Linked DNA regions of Homo sapiens: all the other regions are linked to region 4. Evidence: chromatin contacts called from ENCODE Hi-C or POLR2A ChIA-PET data. All regions are on one chromosome and are shown on one strand. Each heading gives the region's core, a stretch centred on a gene start or an enhancer-like site at or near the end of the contact. The rest is flanking DNA. Distances are from core to core; before and after follow the strand shown. Region 1 holds the start of CDK6-AS1 (CDK6 antisense RNA 1). Region 2 holds the start of FAM133B (family with sequence similarity 133 member B). Region 3 overlaps CDK6 (cyclin dependent kinase 6). Region 4 holds the start of CASD1 (CAS1 domain sialic acid O acetyltransferase 1).

Region 1 (3,222 bases), core at 490-2,989, 1.7 Mb before region 4:
CGGACTCGCGAACCTTTTCCCATTCCCAGGACCTCCCCGCTGTAGGTAGCAGAGGTGGCTGCCCCATTCCCCCTCCGGCTAAAGGCCCGGTCCAGTCTGCAGCCGGACGCCCCCGGAGCCCTCTGCACAACAAAGCGCCAGAGTAGGGTACCCTAACTTTCCCTCCCCATTCAGCAGCTATCTGGGACCTAGGGGGCCTCCCTCCTCCAGGGCCGCCGCGGCCTCGGCAGGACTTTCACCACGACGGCCGCATGTCCGGAATTCCCGGGGCACCTCGGAATTACCTGCCTCGCAACCGCTGGCCCGCTCGCCTTTTGCCAGGAATTAAACAAACGGCGCGACCCCCACGATGAGCGGGTGGAGCGGACCGCGGCGAGAGCAGAGCTTCTGGCACTCACTACATTCAGAACTTTCCTTAAAAGCCGAGGAAAGAGCCCCCAGGGACTGCCCGGGGGTCTGAGCCAGGTCGAGGGCCACACAGGTAGCCGGGGAGCCGCCGCCGGCCGCCCAACCCGCCTGTCCTGCATCCCCCCAACCCCCTCCCGCTCGAGTCTAGCCCCGGGCTCCGCAGCGAAGGAAGCGTCGGGGACGTCCCACCCCCGCAGGGAACTGCGCCTGCTGCCCCCGCCGGGCCCCGCACTGCCCTGGCTCTCCCCCCACTCGCCCCCCAGACGGTCGGCTTCGGCGGAGAGAAACGGGAGCAGCAATGCCTTTTCCCCCCCTCTCCTCCACTTTTTTTTGTTGTTGTTGTTGCTTTCCCACGCTGGCTGAATGTGACTTGACCCCATTTCAAAAAAAGTTTGACATAGTGCTTCAACATTTCCGCATTCCTCCGCGACTACAAAGGCTGCAGCCGCCTCCTTCTGCTTTCTGTCTCTGCTCTCTGTCTTCACACTCAATGAAATCCTTCATGCGCCTCTCCCGAAGCCTGCCAAGCACCACAAGGGTCGCCACCAGCACAGCGACAAGAGGCCACACCGGGGACCGCGACTCCCGCGTGTGCGCACACGCAGATGCGCCCATATGCACACGGACGGGCGCGCTGCGGGGACCAGGGCTGCTCACTGCGGGGCGTGTGTTTAACTCCAATATTTTAAATTATAAAAGTAAACTTGGAAACTACAGCAAACGTGCGTCTTCGCGGGGCTCCAAGCCTGGGCACTGGCCGGCTGCGTGCACTTTTCTGTGTATAACACGCCCGCAGGAAGCCTGCGTTAACATTTATCTCGTGGAGGGGAAGGTGGAGCCCACACCCACACCTCAGCGAGCTGGAGAGGGAGTTTTCGAGGGGGAAATGCAAGCACATTCTCCAGCATGGAGTCCCTAGAGGCAGTGCATTTTAAACCCTAAATGTGAATTATTATGTGAGTGTCCGAGTAGAGTTCCAGTTCCGTTTGGAGAAACTGTATGAGGCGTGTTCCGTGTGGGTGTGTGTGCGTACGGATACGTGGAAGCAGGATCTCGGTGTCGCGGGTGTCCCTAGGCTGGGATCTCCCCCTCTCATCAGATAAGGAGAATCCTCTAGCTCCCCAAAACTGGCCCCCATAACCAATCCCGTCTCAGTTCGTAAGGGGTTAACCAAAGCCGATTCCAAGGAAACACAGGTCCCCCCCACCCCCCGCCACCCTCCACTTACCCCACCCACAGTTCTGCCTCGGACCCCGGCCAATCCCCCAGATCTCCCCCGGGACCCCCCACCCCGCAGCCCACCCACCCGAGCGCACAGCTCCTCACCTGAGGGGCCCAGTCGCGTCGGGCCTCCCGAGGGGGCTGCGAGTGTCAGTCGGCTCTCCGCACGTGTCCGCGGCCTCGCGGAGCAGGTAATCAGACTCTGGGGAAGGAGTTACCAGCACTCTCTCCGGCGAGGGGGTGGGCACAGCGGCGGAGGGCGGAGGGACGGCGGAGGGCGCCGCCCGCGCCGCTCGCTGGGGGCGGACGGGGGCCGCTGGGCTCCGGCCGGCGCTGGGGGCCCCAGCCGGGGAGGCAGCTGGGGCGACCGTGCGGGGTGGGGGCAGGGACCCGCGAAGCCAACTCTGCCGGAGACCCACCCCCCGGCGGGGCTGGGGGCTCGTGGCGCAGTGGCAAGAAAGTGTGCAAATTAAAGCCTTCCGGAGAGAAATGAGGCGGCCGAGTCCCGGCAGTGCTCCGAGCTCCGGGCTCCCTAGCTCCCTTCTACGAGTCGGGGGCTAGAAGGGCGCGGTGGGGGTGGGGGTGGGGGGGAGAGTTAAATGAAAATTTCCGGCTTTCGCTGAAACTGTAGTAGGGGGATCCTGCGACTAAAATAAGCGGCATTAGTGGGAGAGAGTGGGACGTGTCGTCGGGAGTCGGCGGAGTTTCCAAACCCAGGGTCGCCCAGAGTTGGGGTTTTGACAGGGTGAAGCGGGGGGCATCCTCACTGTGTGACGTGGACGGATGGGAAAAACACAAAACAACCAACAATAATTATGAGCGGCCAATGGGGGTGGTAAATACCAATACTTTCCAAGAAACTGAAAAATCAGACCAAAAAATAACTCTTCTCTTAAAAAAATAAAGAAAAAGTTTGGCAGGATGCCTTGCAGAAAAGAAAATACTAATCTATCCAAGCACTTTTCACTTTCAGCATGAGCTACATTTGTTTTGTTTTCCTTCGCTTCCTTTCTGCCTCACAAAGCCCTATCTTTTCCTTTTAGACAGAGGATATGGTTTGGAAATTGTCAGGCACTCTTATGGTTAACGATCTACTTGAAGGGGCTGGCGGGCTCACAATTATTAAGTGGTTAGTAACTGCTGAGGGTTCACTAACGTATTTCAGAGGAGCTAAAAAGACTAAAATTTAGTGTAAATAATAGAACTGCAGATAGTAGATACATACACAAAAAGAGGAGTGCTCAGTTTAAATGCATTATTGGAAATCTGAAATTTGAAACCTTGTAAGAATGTATACTTTACCTGCTGAGAAACCCTTGAATACAATTATTTCAGGTGAAAATTAGATTTTGGAGAAAAAAAAGTCTTTAAAACTTTCTACAATGGAGTAAAAGAAAACTTGAAATAGCTGTCTTTTTGGAAAGAATTTGGTGTTCTCCCCAAAATCTCTATCTGTAGAATACTTGAAACCCTTTAAAACATCTTAAAGCAAAACTTTTCACAAAATTATTTACTTAAGTGCTTTGTAGAAAAATTAAAACCTGGCAAAATTCTGTTTGAATTGGAAATACTACTTCTATAAATCTTTTGACT
Region 2 (3,361 bases), core at 735-3,234, 1.9 Mb before region 4:
TACTCAAACACCTAAGGATGCTCCTATGCTGAAATGGTGTTATGCTACATAATTTCAACGCCATGACAATCAAGATAGCACAACAAAGTCTCACCTACAGCCAGGAGAAAGAACAACCCGCTATCTTGTAATCAAGATTCACTACCACAGTGGTTCCTAGACATTTTCCATTATAAAGACTATACAGAACTACAAAGTTTTTAAGATGGTGAAATGGTTTGGATCTGTGTCCCCGCCCAAATCTCATGTCGAATTGTAATCCCCAATGTTGGAGGTGGGGCCTGGTGGGAGGTGACTGGATCATGGGGGCGGAGTTCTCATGAATGGCTTAGCATCCTCCTCTCCCCAGCACTGCATAGAGATGATTTCTCAACAGATGCGGTTGTTTAAAACTGTGTAGCAACTCTCCCCGTCCCTCTCTTGGTCCCGCTCCTGCCATGTAAGACGCCTGCTCCTGCTTTGCCTTCCACCATGAGTAACAGCTCCCTGAGGCCTCCCCAGAAGCAGATGCCGCTAAGCTTCCTGTACAGCCCATAGAACCGTGAGCCAATTAAACACTTTTCTTTATAAATTACCCAGCCTCAGGTTTTTCTTTATAAAAGCCATGCAAGAACTGGCTACTACAGATGGCAAGTGTCATCATTTCGTAAATGTTAAGTCTCCTTTGGTGTGAGACACACACAGCTTGCAAATAATTGTTGAATAAAAAAGCGAGTTCAAGAAACGTAGCACATTCGTTTTACGTGCATTTTCCTCATTTTGCTACTCAGTGGCTAAAACTTTGTCACAGGCAAGCCCAGAAATTGTCAGGCTGCAACCTAAGCTTATTGTTATTTCATTATGTTTACTACTCATTCAATCTGATTCATAACCTGAGTTTTTCAGCCCCCTCCCCGCCCCAGCGGTCTAGAATACTTTCCTCCCATCTCCGCTTCTCAAAAGCACCTTTTCTTTTGAATGCCTTTAGAATCTCTAACAACTATCAAGGACCATTTCCTACTCTTTCTGCTGTAAGTTATTTATGCATCTCTTTTATCTCATTCACTAGAGTAATAATTTTCATGCCCAGTACTCGCTCACACATCTTGCCTTTTGTGATTTCAATTAATCTGTAAGGTTGTAGATAATAATGATCCCCTTTTATAAACGACGGCACAGAGAAGAAAAGTAACTTGTTCTAGGTCACCCAACTTCCGACGGAACAAAACTGACATTCCAGTTTTGTGTTGGACTCGAAAGCCAACTATTTTCACGCCATTCATTCCCTCACAGTGTCTATGGGGGCCAGGTCCTACAGGGCGCTGGAGACACGAAAGCAAATGCTGCCATCCCATTTTCAAACGGGAGCCTGCTTGTCGCTAAAACCAGGCGCGCTGCTGGCTCTCCGGCACAGGGACCGCGTCGAGGCCTCTGTGCCTCCCTCCCACTTGGGTGCGCAGGAGAGGGGTGCGGACCTGGGGCGGCCGATACCAAGGGGCGGGTGAGTCGGATGCGTCCAAGGGCCTAAGTCTTCGGAGTTACATGGCGGGGCCAGGTGTGGGGGGGGTTCCCCGAGCCCTCGCGGTTCTAAGTGGGCACTGGGGGCCCGCGTACAGCAGGCAAGAGTGCAAACCAGCAGCGCCAGAAAGAGCGACGAGGTGAGGGAAGAAAAAAGGGGCGGGCAAGAGAGAGCTGGGAACCCTAAAGCGCCAACTGCGTGCGCGGCGCACGCGCATCTGGGATCGGCGGAGGGTGCTGGGTCTCCAGGCCCCACGTCTGAGGGCTGCCGCTTGCCCTCCGGCCCGGCCGGGAACAGCGAGGGTTCTCGCTGTCCTGCCGCCGGGCCCTGCGTCGCCCCACTGTTTTCCCGGCTGAGTACTCACCACCCGATTGTCCCGCTTCCCCATGGTGCTGGATCGAGCGCACAGTAGCACGCCGAGGGAAACCGGGCCGGAGAGACTGCCGAAGAGGGCCTGCCGCAGGTCCTCTTGCCGCCTCCCCACTCCGCCTAGAGAGCGGCACCACGCGGACTCGACGGCCGCGCTCTGCTACAGCGCCCCCTATCTCTGTGGAGGACAGGCCGGCTCCAGAGATCGCTGCAGTTGGCGGAGCGCCTGCAGGAGTCCGGTCGTTCATTAGGCACCCAAGAGCAGGCGACGCTGCGCTTCTGCACCGGAGCCCCACCAAGGCAGCTCGCTTCAGTTTGGCCTTGGATTGTTTTGCTTTCTTCCATTCTTTTTTTTTTTTTTTTTTTTTTTTTTTTTTTTAGACAGACTCTCGCTCCGTCGCCCAGGCTGGAGTGCAGTGGCACGATCTAGGCTCACTGCAGCCTCCACCTCCCGGGTTCAAGCGATTTTCCTGCCTCAGCATCCCGAGTAGCTGAGATTACAGGCGGCCGTCAACACGCCGGGCTAAATTTTTTGTATTTTTAGTAGAGACAGGGTTTTACCACGTTGGCCAGGCTGGTCTATAACTCCTGACCTCAAGTGATCCGCCCGCCTCGACCCAAAGTGCTGGGATTACAGGCATGAGCCACTGCGCTTGGCCTTTCTTCCATTCTTGATACACTGAAATACTCATTCGAGGGGACACAAAGATTCTCCCGATGCTTATTTTGTGCTTGACAGAGTGCAAGTGCTGGGGACAAAGTGAGGACCAAAGAGCCTTGGTCCCTCACGGAGCCCATCAGCTGGTGGGGGGAAAGGCAGTGCTGTCATAGACGCTGCTAACGAAATCACCCTTTAATTTCAATCCCATTCATTCATCACCTGTGCATTCATTTCACACTAATTTTTGAACATGTAGTTTGTACAGTTTTCACTAACTGGGTGGCTGGAAGCTGGAGCTGGGTAGGGCACAAAGATGATTAAGAAAAATCCCTATCGTCAAGGAGCCTGTTTATAAACTCGTAAGGGCAATAAACACACACAGGGCCAACTTTACTGCATAGCATATCGTAATATTGGCACTACTGCACTGCAACTTTAAGGAAGATGATCTGGGCTCCAGAGAAGATAATCATATTTAGTAAGTATTTATAGATAAAGCGACCCCTCTGGGTTCATCTTAGCAAGTATCATTAGGAAGTAGTTGAAAATCAATTAGGATCTTCTCCGGACTCTTGGAAATGGCAAAATGGGAATTACACTAATTACATACAAGAACATGCTTTAAAATCATCTTTCCCGATCTCTGCCTCCCTCCCTCCCTGCATTTTTCATGCTACACTATATGACAGATGCTCCCAACTACCATCTTCTGTCTCAAAACTTTTCCAAACTCTCACATGCAGTCCTTGGTGGTTCTGCTCCCTACTAAGTGTTGATTCTTCCTCAGTAACCCACTTTCCAAAATGAGGCCTCCAGTCTCTCATTTCTCCTCC
Region 3 (3,091 bases), core at 191-2,690, 1.9 Mb before region 4:
TTGATACAAGGAATAAAAATTAGAAAATACAAAAGTAAGTCTGTCTAATAGAGACATTTCAACAGCAAATACTACATACATTACGGTAACTAAAATGTGGCTCTCAAAACTACTTCTTACTTTTAACCTCTGAATCCACTGGTTTTGTCTTCAATACAACATTTTTTGCCAAAGGGAGTCTTATGGGCTCTGTTGTGGGTGTGTCTTTGAGTATATAATTATCATCACCTCTATGCTCACACACCTTTCTCTTGCAAAAACTCTAATATTGACATCAGCCGGATGTCAGCAAAATGACATCTTTCTGAGGCTGAAGGTTTTCATGTTGCCTTTGGGGGAAAATAATCACTAGACATTTTCTGAAATGGAAGTGTCTGTTGGCTGAAGTGGCTTCTTTAAAAAGAAAAAAAGAAGCTTTGCTCAAAATGGAACCAAAAGTATCAGTCATAAAGCATTACAAATGATCTAAAAATATTCTCAAATTGGATTCAATCATTGGTTAAAAATAGTCCAAACACTGAAAGACTGATTTTCTCATTTTTTCCTTAAAAAATTATAATGTGCTCAACATATAAATAAGGGCTCTGGCCCTTGAATGTCAGTGATGTTGTCTACCAGTGTCTAGTATTGTGAGTTTAGTGTGGTGATTAATCAACAAAAGCTAGCATTTATTTTATCAGAATAAAATTTTACTGGCCCAACAGCAAGTTTAACTTTTTCAAAAAGCTTATTTACTGAATTTATATTTTGAATGATTCATCATGGGTACTGTTAAAAATAACAAATTATTGCATACCTATATCAAAACATCTCATGTACCCCATATATATCTACTATGTATCCACAAAAATTAAAAATAAAAAATTTAAAAAGTAACAGATTATCTTGATTATAAAATATATACGCATTGTGGAAAATTTGGAAAATAGAGTAAATAGATGAAAATAAATTACACAGCATCACTTCCATTCTTTTCTCTTTTTATATACAAATGGATATGATGGTATCTCTAAAGATCTTTTTTTTTTTTTTTTTTTTTTTCCAAACAAGCTAAGATGGCACCAATCCCAGGGCAGGATCTGAGTCTTGACTATAGTCCTTAGTTTTGAACAAGTACAGGGTGACAAGAAAGTGCATAACAAAGCTATGACTGAATAAAACTCAAATCTTGGTGAAGAAAAGAAATCAAGGACACATTAAAAAAACTATGGGTACACACATTTTCACTTCTTAGTTTATATCTTATGGCAGGGAGCAGGAGTAATCTTTTCTTTTTCCTTTATGAATGGTAAAGACAACTGGTATCCTGTCTGAATATAATATGCCTATCCAGCACACTTTGGGTAGAATCCAATGATGTGTGATAACTCAACAATTTGGTACAGGAAACAGAGCCCACAACATTCCTCAGAAATTTCACAGACAATCTAGACAGAACAGACCTATTTGAATAGGGTTTTTTGTTCAGTAATATTTGAAGGATGCAATTTTTCACGGTGGACACATTGGGTTTGTGACAGATGCAAATTCAGATATGAATAAAACACAATTAAATGATTCAGACTCTTGAACTGTGCTTCCACAGACCTGATTTCTGCATGGGCCAAACAAAGGAAAGTTGGTGTTTGACAACTGTGGATGACTCATCAGAGGAAGTTCTTACCATGTGGATGTGCTTGTTGAAATAAAGCTGGTTAACAAAGCTAGCCTTTTTTTTTTTTTTTTCCCTCTGTGGGCCAGCGAGGGTTTCATTTTAGGAAATGGAAGTGTCAATGTGGACAAACTGTTCTGAAGTATTTATAGCATAATGTAATGTGTTAGTTTCCTTAAACTGCCTTTGGACAAAGAATATGTGAATGGAAAATAAGATCTGAATTTCTAATACTGTCTTGTGTCATCTGAACTGTATTATGAGTATAAAATGATTTAGCACTGTGATATGTACACAGTGTGATAGGAATGTAGTGTAGCTACAGTGGGGTGTGCTAGTGGCTTTCCAATTAATTTTAAGAGCTCTTTTATTCATTAAGGATATTACACCTTTGTCATATTCATTCATTTTCTCCAAGATTATCACATGCTTTTTAACTTGGCAGTGTTTTTATTTTCTGATGAACAAAAGTTTTCAATTTTTATATAATCAAATATATTAGTATTTTTGTTTGTGACTTCTTAATGCTTTGAAAATATATCTCCATTCTAGGGTCACAGATACTTCCTATAGTTTCTTTATTCTTTTATGGCTTCACTTTTAATATGTAACTCTTTAAGCCATCTGTCATTTGCTCTGTGGTGAGGAATAGTGAGAATCTAATCAGGTTACCATTTTTCCCCCATGAAATTGACCAATTACCCTATTCTCATTTGTTGCATATGCCGTTCTGTCCTCCCAGATTTGTGATTTATGATAAATTGCATCACTTCCTAAATTAGGGTTTCAAGTCTCATTCTCTATTCTGTTCCATTAATGTCTGTCACTTCTGCTGGTACCACATTATTTTTATTACTGTAGTTGCATAATGTATTTTAGTGCTTGGTAGCAGGAGTTTCTCTTCATAACTTTTTTTTTTTGGTAACAAAAAATTCTTGGCTATTTTCACCAGTTTAACTCTTCCAAATGCATTTCAGGAAATCCCACTGGAATTCTGACTGGAGTTGCATAAACCTATGAATTAATTTGGAAACCTTTTATATCCTTACAACTATTCAATCTTCCTGTTCAGGAAAATGGAATATTTAATATCTTTCTAATAATCAAATATTCTCTATATCTAGGAAAGTCATTTTTATGTATCTCAATCAAGTTTTATAGTTTTCTTGATATGGGTTCTACACATTGACTTACATCCATCTACATTTTTGATTTTTATACTGGGAATGAGATGGAGCTGCTGCTAACTCTGGAGAAACTTACTGCTGATCTTTTATCTTTGGACATGATCCTGACTGTTCTCCTAAGTGATGGATTATCTTAGATTTGAAAAGTATAGGAAGTAAAGGACAAGAGGGACATGTGGGGGGATGTAGTAGAGTCTGTTTTATATTCATAGTGAGAAGACTCTGAACCTCCCAGGAGGGCTCTAAAGGTTAA
Region 4 (3,523 bases), core at 493-2,992:
CAGGCATTAACTCAACCCTTTGGGTTAACACTGGTTATTGCATGCTGATCAGAAATTCTAATTTGCTGGTAATGACATCATAGAAATGTCTAGGATGTGATTGGCAGACCATATATTGTTGGCAGAGTTATCTGGTTTTTACAATACCCAATTCTTACAACATGTGATCAACCTCTGATCAGAATGACAGCCAAAATTAAAAGACTATTTGCAGGGAACAGTGCCTAAGTGTTTGTACACTTATTTAACTTTATTGCTTATTAGCATTACATCCATGACAGTGATGTATGTGATTTCATTTAAGTGACAAAATCTTTCAAGATATAAAGTCCATGGATGAAAACATAATAAAGAGTCCTTGGATGAAGAGAATGGGAATGAGTAGACAAGATCTCTACAGTCCCTTCATATCTAATATTCTATAATTTTAAGAGGGGCCTATAAGCACAAGTTCAGGAATGGCTAAATGGGAAAGTTGTAAAGAATACTTGACAACACCCCAACTAAACAATGACTCACTCTAAACAAGGCAAGGCAAGTAGAATGGCAAGCAATGTAAATAACCATTCCCATCTGGAAGGCAACAAGAAAAACCATTTAAAAAAGGTGGGGTGGGAGCGAGAGGAGAGTAGGGATAACAATGCTTTATTAAGGAAATGGAGTGCTGGCTTTATTGAGAATCACAAAACATTAACCAACGTTAGTAGCGGGGATGATTGTCATAAGCACATTAAGAAAAATTTTTTTTGGCTAGGCTTGGTGGCTCATGCCTGTAATCCCAGCACTTTGGGAGGCCGAGATGGGCAGATCATTTGAGGTCAGGAGTTCGAGACCAGCCTGACCAAAATGGTGAAACCCCCGTCTCTATTAAAATACAAAAATTAAACGGGTGTGGTGGCGGGCGCCTGCAATCTCTGCTACTCGGCAGGCTCAGGCAGGACAACCATTTGAACCCAGGAGGGGGAGGCTGCAGTGAGCGAAGATCACGCCACTGCACTAGAGCTTGGGCGACAGGGTGAGACTCCCTCTCAAAAAAAACGAATTTTTTTGGCACATCGACCTAGCCAAACTTGCGTAAATACAAGTGAGAGTCAGACTCTTTTCTCATCAACACCTACACTAAGTTAGGCTCCTTCTGTACCTTCCATTCGGAACTTTGGTGTACTTTCGCCCACCAGAACTGGGCAAACTGAGGACATTAAAAAAACGGTTTAAGAGAAACTGGCCAGAGCGGTGAGTTAAGTGTTAAGACTGGTTTCACTCCTGGGTTGGATGCCAGCAATCCATCGGCCAGCACCATCAACTGGATCCATCAATCCAATCTGGCCAGCACCCAGGGGCAGCCAGACTGACCAGCCAGGCCACGGATAGCCAGACAATAAACGACCTTAGGGTGTCCTTCGCATCCCGCTGGGCGGGTTCTGGCAGTAGAAGGCTGAGAAAGGGGAGTGTTGGGGAAGGAAGGAATGGGACGATGTGTACTTTTCTCCCGGAACTGTAGTTCTATTGCCCCAACCTGGGCTCAGGTAGCGGCCAGTAAACTAGGAGACAGCCCTAAGGCTCGCGTCCGGGCCAGGCGGGTACCCCTAGTACTCTCTCCCCACACCCCCATGGCTCTGCCGCAGCCGCCGCCGCCCGCCGGGGCGCGTGACCCGGTGACCCCGGAGCACTGGGCATCCGGACCCCCCTCGCAGGCGCAGCCGCTATTAAGGCAGGAGGCTAAAGAGGAGGAGGAAGGGGAGGAGACAGGCGTCCAGGGCGCCTGGGGAACCGGCACGGCGGAGCAGCGGCGGCGGGGCTGGGGGGAGGCCGCCGAGTCGGCCGCGGCCGAGGAGGGGCAGGCGGAGGTCGGGGGCGCCGCGGCCGCGGGGTCAGGTTCCCCGGCGGGAGGCGCAGGTGGCGGCCTGGGGAGCTGGCGGCCGCTCCTCGCCTGGCTGCAGCGGCGGCAGCCCCAGTGCTGCCCCTGTGCGGCGCCCCTTTCCCGCTCCGCCGCGCACTGTTGTCATGGAGGAACCAAGATGGCGGCTCTGGCCTACAACCTGGGCAAGCGGGAGATCAACCACTACTTCAGCGTGAGGAGCGCCAAGGTGCTGGCGCTGGTGGCCGTGCTGCTGCTCGCAGCGTGCCACCTCGCCTCCCGCCGCTACCGAGGTGAGCGGGCCCTCCCCTCTGCCCGGGCAGGCCGTGGGGGAGGCGGCGACGCGGCGGCTGGAGGCCGCCCCCATCGCCCAACACACGCCCACGCGGCCTTCCGCCGGCCCGGCCCGCGGGGGAGGCGGTTCCCCCAGGTGTCCCCAGCAGCGGCCGGCGCCCGAGGCCAACTGAGTGGACCCCAGTGGGGGCCACCAAAGGACAATGGCTGGTGGTTCTGGGCGCCCCGAGCCGCCCGCGCTGGGGTCGGGGGCGCCAACCCTGGACCTGGCCAAAAGTGCTGCTGAGGTCCGGCTCCTGAGCGGTCTGGGTTCGGGGAGACGCTCCAGATCAGGGGCTCGCGTGCAGGAAGTCGGACAGGCGGTCCTTGGGGGCAGCCCGGGGCGCATGAAGCCCAAGGCCGCCCTGCAAGGGGCACCGCTGCCAGCAGTGGGGTCGCAGGTCCTGCCTCTTAAGGGTCCGGCTCCTTAGCCTTTGTTTAATTTTGCCTCTGCCCTGTAACACCCAGTCTGGGCTGTTGGACAGCGGCAAGGGCCGCCCCCATTTTCCTTTGCCAAAAGGGCGACAGCTGGCAAAAGATGCCTGTGGCCAAATGGAAGAGGTGCCACCCAGCTTTTGTGATGCAGAAACGTTTAAAGGCTTCGGAGTGCACACTTTTTACAAAGTTAAGGCACCAGAGCAGATTTTTGGAAGGAAGTTGTGGGTTGACAGGCGTAAAGGTGGGCAGTTGAAAGCAAGTTGTAAGCACTTTGAAAGCAGGCCTTGGCCATGGGTTTTGAAATTGGTGTAAAGGGGAAAAGGAAATATGACCTGATTTGAGAATGAATTATCTTTCAGTAATCAAGGGATATTTACTTCTCCTTGCTGATTGATTGTTTTTTTTCCTTTGTAAAAATGTCACTGGGAGAGAGGCTGACAGGCAGAGGGAAATTAATAATGATAGGATCTTTTATTTTTGGCTCTTAATACTATCAAAGCCATTATCTGGCCAGCTCTTGGTGACTGTGAGATTAATCAGTCAAGATGTAATGTGTAATGGACAGGTGCAAATTAGCGCTGTGCCCGTTTAAATTTACACCTACTTTGGCAAAATATCCATAAACGGGTTGTTGGAGTCTGCGCTGTATTCTCATCCCAGGAGATCTTTCAATTTTGGTCAGTTTTGCTGCTTTATTTCTTCCAACTCTTGAGAATTAAAAATATTGTACTCTAGAGCCATACTGGGTGAACAGCTTTTAGTATACTAAATTGATTTTAAAAATTAGATTCTTTATAACCTTTTGGCCTCTCTCCAGCTCTCTCCAGATCACAGCCATACGACCTTGCAAGGCCTTGGTTTATCTACAATCATGTAAAACTAGCAATGTTGATG

Evidence for each region. A loop is a pair of places that touch in the nucleus more often than their neighbours do. ChIA-PET counts read pairs that join two places held with the same protein, here RNA polymerase II (POLR2A). Pooled maps may share reads with other maps.
Region 1: a loop to region 4 is called in a map of CD8-positive, alpha-beta T cell, with 8 times the contacts of the local background. The contact joins the promoter of CDK6-AS1 here to the promoter of CASD1 in region 4. A Hi-C loop is called at or near these places in 2 of 168 maps with a recorded cell type or tissue (CD8-positive, alpha-beta T cell and naive thymus-derived CD4-positive, alpha-beta T cell) and 5 of 50 pooled maps.
Region 2: a pooled map shows a loop between it and region 4 (11-fold over the local background). The contact joins the promoter of FAM133B here to the promoter of CASD1 in region 4. A Hi-C loop is called at or near these places in 7 of 50 pooled maps.
Region 3: a map with no recorded cell type shows a loop between it and region 4 (6-fold over the local background). The contact joins the enhancer-like site here to the promoter of CASD1 in region 4. A Hi-C loop is called at or near these places in 2 of 37 single-sample maps with no recorded cell type and 3 of 50 pooled maps. POLR2A ChIA-PET finds 5 or more read pairs at or near these places in 2 of 52 experiments (activated CD8-positive, alpha-beta memory T cell and activated naive CD4-positive, alpha-beta T cell).

Annotation. Positions count from the first base shown.
Region 1 is chr7:92,834,744-92,837,965 of GRCh38, forward strand. It overlaps CDK6-AS1 (CDK6 antisense RNA 1), which reads left to right and starts at 1,740. Exons shown (of 2, transcript NR_110088.1): 1 at 1,740-1,820. It overlaps CDK6 (cyclin dependent kinase 6), which reads right to left and starts at 1,830. Exons shown (of 8, transcript NM_001145306.2): 1 at 1,735-1,830. RefSeq lists silencers at 413-662, 1,773-2,132 and an enhancer at 1,243-1,322.
Region 2 is chr7:92,588,406-92,591,766 of GRCh38, forward strand. It overlaps FAM133B (family with sequence similarity 133 member B), which reads right to left and starts at 1,985. Exons shown (of 11, transcript NM_152789.4): 1 at 1,863-1,985. The coding sequence starts at 1,886. RefSeq lists enhancers at 1,713-1,772, 1,863-2,142.
Region 3 is chr7:92,631,916-92,635,006 of GRCh38, forward strand. All of the region lies in intron 5 of CDK6 (cyclin dependent kinase 6), which reads right to left. Among named protein-coding and RNA genes, the nearest start is that of FAM133B, 43 kb to the left of the region's middle. RefSeq lists enhancers at 146-235, 346-395. Within about 2 kb of position 1,441, at least 14 of the 41 ENCODE cell types and tissues checked have a DNase peak (open chromatin) inside an H3K27ac peak, as active enhancers do.
Region 4 is chr7:94,508,067-94,511,589 of GRCh38, forward strand. It overlaps CASD1 (CAS1 domain sialic acid O acetyltransferase 1), which reads left to right and starts at 1,743. Exons shown (of 18, transcript NM_022900.5): 1 at 1,743-2,151. The coding sequence starts at 2,019. RefSeq lists enhancers at 1,028-2,016, 2,017-3,003 and silencers at 1,537-1,756, 1,797-1,946, 2,047-2,406.